Linked DNA regions of Homo sapiens: region 1 is linked to region 2. Evidence: chromatin contacts called from ENCODE Hi-C or POLR2A ChIA-PET data. All regions are on one chromosome and are shown on one strand. Each heading gives the region's core, a stretch centred on a gene start or an enhancer-like site at or near the end of the contact. The rest is flanking DNA. Distances are from core to core; before and after follow the strand shown.

Region 1 (2,985 bases), core at 201-2,700, 230 kb after region 2:
CCTTGTATAAGACAATCCTAAACCTCTAATCTTCCAGCTCAGTCTCTGTGAGGCTGTCACTTCACTACTCACCTATAGAGAGCCTCTCCCTAGCCCCAGGCTACTTTTGCCTAGAGAAAATGATGTGGACAAAAGAAAGTGGGGGAGAATCACAAGGGAAAACTTCTTCATCTGTGAGCACCTCCAACTCTTATTTGCTGGCTCTGAAAGATATTTGACTTTCTTTGTGCGTTGTCTTTCGTTTCCTTTTTTCTTGGCTGTCATTTCCTGGGCACTTACTTTGTCTCAGGCAGGACCTAAACATTTGACAAGCAGCATCTCATTTAAGCTTCAAAATAATCCTACCAAGTAGGCATTACCATTCAGTTTCATAGATGAATAAATGGCGGCTCAGAGAGGTTTGGGAACTGATCTTAGGTCCCACAGCTTGTGGAGTCTCACTCTTTCTTTCTATACCTAGAACCACCCTGGAGTGAGATTGTGGCAATGGTATATGGTGAAAGTTGAAATTGTGCGGATTAGCCGGAGGTTGGGAGGGACTTTAAAAATTCCCAGGATAAGAAATGAGGTTATGTGATTGAGTGCAGTCTGGAATACCCCACCTTCACCGCCACCCTCCAGCCTCTACCAGCCCACTGCTCAGTGTCTGGCTGGCTGTCCAACCTCTCCAGGAAGCTGACATACCTACCTCAGCAGGGACCTGAGGAACAGACTCATCTTTCCACGTCTCACCCAGGGATGGAGCCAGGTCCTCAGAAGATGTTCCAGTGCCTGGGCTCCTGGGTGTCAGGTGGTCCCCACACCTCTCGACTTGCTGCAGCTGCTCCTGCTAGTGAGAGAGGGTCCCAACTGGGTGCCTGGCCCCACCCTTAGATGACCAGTTCTAAATTTGAAGGGATCTTGCACATCACAGGCTGCCAGAGCCAAGAGTTTCATATATGCAACTCATGTACATACATATATACATACACGTGTGTGAAGTGAGCATGAAGACTATAGCTAGATAGACCTATGTTTTATCCTTGGGCTCCATTAATTATAAGATGTGTGACCTTAGGCAAGTTGTTTAACCTCTCTAATCTTCATTTTTCCCAGCTTCAAAATTGAAAAGGCTAGATCTGCATCATTCAGCTGTTTTGATGACTAAATATGTTAGCGCTTGTAAAACACTTTGCACGAAGTGCTTGGCTCAATAGATTTTAGCCATGACCATTGTTATTTGTCCAGAGGTCAAAATTGTAGGGAACTTGGCCACCTGGAGCTCCCTAAGAGCCCCAAAGTAACTGAAAATGCTTCTGAGTGGCAGACAGCTGTCACAGAGTTCATGCTCTCTGCTGTTACCTAGACAAAGGCATGTAAAATATGGCAGCTGATAACAGCAGCTGCTGGAACACAAGTGACGACTGCAGGGAAGAAGGCTATGGGAGAGCTACAGACTCAAAGCACAGCTTTTCTGGACCACTTAGTAACCTGGCCAGCAGCCCTGCATGTTCCTGAGGCCTCACAGGGTTCCCTGCCTTCCCACGTTGGGCAGAGGTGAATGCCCTGAGTTACTGAGAAGAGGTTAGCGAGGGTTGATATACCAGCTTAAGGTAGTAAGGAATAGTGCCAAGTATTTAAAAATATATATTATCAAATGGCTCAAATGTGCTTTAAATTAGTTGGTGCCAAAAGGAGCGTGTCATTTCCCTGTGATACCACTTGTGGGGAAAAGCTGGCTAAATGAGTCACATAAGAATCAGGACTTCTTAGGATGCTGGTAAAGATTAGATGAGCCTTGCTCTTGGACAACATCCTGTTCTTAGAGAAATCTCATTAGCATCTCATGCACAGAGCCTGGGTTGGGCAGAGCGCATGGGACAGCTGTGTGAAAGACAATCCCCAAGCACCTCAAGGTGGCCTTTTGCTCACCTGCTGCCCCCCACTCCCTGTTTGTCTGCCTGGGGAATTCTGACTTTTTCTTCCAGGCCCTGCTCAAACGCCAACTCCTCTGGAAAGCTTGGCATGGTTTAAACTTCTTTATGTCAAGGTCTCCTCTGCATTTCCCTTTTGCCCTTTGTCACTCAAGCCCTGAAGCCCCTCCCCACTGCCTGTGGCTGTCCCTTGGGGATAACTCTTACCTGTCCTTTGGGGATCACTTCCTGCTGGAAGCTCTGAGCATCTTCCCCACCATCATCCTCCAAGTCATCAAGATCAGATTCACCCTCAGCAATGGGCACAGAGACCCACACAGTCGGATTAGCGATGAAGTCACTGTGCTCATCCCTGGGGCCTCTGGGAGCTTGGAGCCCTCCAGAGCTCCCCCTGGCAGTGTTGGCAGCAATGTGGTTCTCAGCCTTGGAGCTGGAGAGTGGGAGTTTCACCACCAGCTCAGGCTCTGCCTTGGGCTGGGGGAATGGGCAGGACCTGCTGAAGAAGCTGCAAAGAGCCTGTTTGGTACGATGGCCAAAGACCTGGATCCGTGCCAGGGCCACCTGCAGGTTGTTCACCTCCCCATCGTCCTCCGGGGCTGTGAGGTTGTCAGCACTGAAAGAGTTCAATAGCAGGGCGATGAACAGGTTAAGCACCTGAAGAGAAGGAATGGAAGGGAAGATTGATCAATCTCTAAGCTGAGCCCCACATTGGCCTACCGGGTTAGCAGCTGGCTGGCAAGACAGCCACGGCCTGGGCCTCTTCCTGCCCACCCGGGATGCTGTCCCTTTTGGGGGAATGGACTTTCTGAGAGCAGTTGAGGGAAAGTTTGGGGATGTCCTGGAGTGACCCGCCTCAGTGGACGAGGCTTGGAAGCATATTTTCCACCATAAAGGAGGAGCCCCCCGCTGAGCAGAGGGACATTTAGGGACAACAGAGAGAAGGCACCAGCCCTTCCTGCAACCACCCTCATGTGCCAAAGCCCTGGGCTCTGTTCCTGACTCTGGAATCCTGGGCACATCTTGCTGCTTCCAGTTCTTCACTTGAGAGCAGATGAAGAGCGGTTGTGAAGAC
Region 2 (2,898 bases), core at 187-2,686:
TTAGACAGAGTCTTGCTCTATTGCCCAGATTGGAGTGCAGTGGCACGATCTCAGCTCACTGCAACCTCCGTCTCCTGGGTTCAAGCAATTCTGCCTCAGCCTTTCGAGTAGCTGGGATTACAGGCACGCGCCACCACACCTGGTTGATTTTTGTATTGTTAGTAGAGACGGGGTTTCACCATGTTGGCCAGGCTGGTCTCAAATTCCTGACCTCAGGTGATCCTCCAGTCTTGGCCTCCCGAAGTGCTGGGATTGCAGGCATGAGCCACTGCGCCTGTGAGTTTTACGTCACAGCTTTGCTACCCAGAGAGACTACTAGATCGAAAATCCCTAGGAAGGACTCTGGTTGATGTAGCTTAACCAGTCAGGGTCCTTCAGAAGAGGTATTCCTGGCAAGGGGGTAGCCTCCCATTTGAGGCTGTCAAAATAATGTGCACACTTCAGTAGGTTGTTAGAAGTGGCCTCCTGGTCAGTGAATCATCAGTGGGATCAGATGAAAGTTATTCCTACCAGTTATCTAAGAAATAGGAAACTTGAAGTTTCTGCTAAGAACTAAGTCCACACGGAATGCTAGAGATCATGCTGCAAAATGAAGACTCATTTGTTTGTGAGTGGTAGTCCATGAAATCTATCCTTTCTTTGCCAGCAGGCGTTCAGCAATCTGGATTTTATATTCTATCAAGACAAAGAGTAGAGATGACTCAAACATTTCTAACATTTATAGAGCACTTAGTGACATGCCCCTGGTACTTCCCTAAACATTTTACATGTGTCATCTCCTTTAATCCTCACAAGAACGCTATGGTCTAAGTATTATTATTCCAATTTAAAAGAGAAGGTTGGGGACAGTGACACACACCTGGACTTACAGCACTTTGGGAGGCCGAGGCGGGAAGATTGCTTGAGGCCAGAAGTTGGATACCAGCCTGGGCAACATAAGGAGACCCCCTTCTTTACCGCTCCCCCACTCCCGCCAAAAATTTAGCCGGGCAATGTGGCACGTGCCTGTAGTCCCAGCTACTCAGGAGGCTGAGGCAGGAGGATCGCTTGAGCCCACGAGTTCGAGATCGCAGTAAGCTATGATCATTCCACTGTACTGCAGCCTGGGTAACAGAGACCCTGTCGCTAAATAAATAAATAGACCTGAGTTGGAATATCGGCTCTGGAGACCTTAGTGTAACCATGCGCAAGTGTTTACTCACCTATTAAATGAGACTAAAGGTATTTTCTTCTCATGACTATATATAGCATACCACTAAGCCCTCTAGACATCATATTCCCCATCCATCGCCCCGTCCAGTGGACCAGGGATGAAGCGGGGATGCGCTAGGCATCCCGGTTTGTCACCAGGGGGCGTGCGAGGCCCTCAGCTTGGCGGGCGGTGAGGCGTGGGGTGACGGGGGGATGGCGGGGGCCGGCATGCGCGCGCATGCGCCGTGGTAAAAGGCCGGTACCTCGGGCAAGATGGCTATCAAGAGTATCGCTTCCCGCCTCCGGGGTTCCCGTCGTTTTCTGAGCGGCTTCGTGGCTGGGGCTGTAGTGGGCGCTGCGGGAGCTGGGCTCGCGGCCCTGCAGTTCTTCCGGAGTCAGGGCGCTGAGGGAGCGTTGACAGGGAAGCAGCCGGATGGTAAGTCTGTGGGCCCGTCCTCCCTTCGCTGGCCCAGATTTCGGGCTCCGACTCCTACCTGGAGTGTGAATGGCAGTCCTTGACGGACAGCCTTCACCGTTTGCTGGGCCCCTAGCCTGGCCCTTGGTTTCTGACCTTTATTCTCCCGGCTCGGCCTCCCTTCCCCACCTCGCGTCTCGCCAGCTTCCCTCATGTCCTTCCTTCCCCCGGGCATCTTCGTTTTCTGCACAGAACCACCCCCGCCGCCCGACTTTCTTCCCCCCAGTTACTCATCGCGATATCTATGTTTTAATGTCTGTGTTCTCTACTAAGATTGTTAGCTCCATAAGACTTGAGACTATGTCTGTTTTGGTCTCCATCATCTAACCAGCACAGTACCTGGTACATAATTGGCATTCAGTAAGTATGAATGAAGGAATAAATTAATACATAATTTTAGTAGATGAGTTAACTGCCCTTCTTTCGTCATTGTTCAGTTGAAGAATACCTGCTATCCCTCCAAAGTGTATAAAAACTCATGTTGCAATGGGTACCTTATATTTGACAAAAAAAAAAAAAAAATTAACACGAGCTCATTTCTTGTACTTTGCGGATGTGCTAATTTAACTTGCTCCTTTGGATACTTGGCATCTAGCAAGAGAACTACCCCCTTGGGGGGTTGAGGATTTGAGAAGGCATCGGGGAGGATTATCTCGAAACTGACTCACTGCTGAATGTGTGCTTGGTTTCTCCCACTAGGAAAAACAGTACCAGTTTTACTGTCATCTTGCAACAGCACACATATCAGTGCTTCAGAGATGATTTGGAAATTTGATGTGAAAGACTAATAAGATCAAGTCTTTATTCAAAAGTTAATGCAGTAGCTGCATTTTATTCACTGATTATAGGCAAATCAGTACTTTGCCTACTGTCTGTTTTCTTCATCTCATAAGTAATTGCAAAAATGAGATTTTCTGGTTGATTAGACTTCTGAGCCAGTCCTTTGTAAATCACACCGCTCTCCTTTTCCTTATAATCTTTCATTATTAAGAGCCACTAATTGTGTGTGTGTGTTTTTTTTGTCTCTGCCCCCCCTTTTTTTTTTTTTTTCATTTTTAGGATCTGCAGAAAAGGCTGTCTTGGAACAATTTGGATTCCCTTTAACTGGAACAGAGGCAAGGTGTTACACTAATCACGCTTTGTCTTATGATCAGGCAAAGCGGGTGCCTAGATGGGTTCTTGAACATATTTCCAAAAGCAAGATAATGGGTAGGTGGTTGGATAAAAAAACT

What was found. Hi-C counts contacts between places; a loop is a spot of excess contacts on that map. ChIA-PET counts read pairs that join two places held with the same protein, here RNA polymerase II (POLR2A). Pooled maps may share reads with other maps.
Region 1: a map of cardiac septum shows a loop between it and region 2 (2.1-fold over the local background). The contact joins the enhancer-like site here to the promoter of EXOG in region 2. A Hi-C loop is called at or near these places in 2 of 168 maps with a recorded cell type or tissue (Right ventricle myocardium inferior and cardiac septum) and 5 of 50 pooled maps. POLR2A ChIA-PET finds 5 or more read pairs at or near these places in 2 of 52 experiments (AG04450 and WTC11).

What each region holds. Positions count from the first base shown.
Region 1 is chr3:38,724,486-38,727,470 of GRCh38, forward strand. It overlaps SCN10A (sodium voltage-gated channel alpha subunit 10), which reads right to left. Exons shown (of 28, transcript NM_006514.4): 17 at 2,121-2,567; 18 at 689-829. Among named protein-coding and RNA genes, the nearest start is that of SCN5A, 76 kb to the left of the region's middle. RefSeq lists an enhancer at 1-2,431. Within about 2 kb of position 1,451, at least 4 of the 41 ENCODE cell types and tissues checked have a DNase peak (open chromatin) inside an H3K27ac peak, as active enhancers do.
Region 2 is chr3:38,494,904-38,497,801 of GRCh38, forward strand. EXOG (exo/endonuclease G) reads left to right here and starts at 1,437. Exons shown (of 6, transcript NM_005107.4): 1 at 1,437-1,627; 2 at 2,726-2,875. The coding sequence starts at 1,465. RefSeq lists enhancers at 1,586-1,635, 1,696-1,765.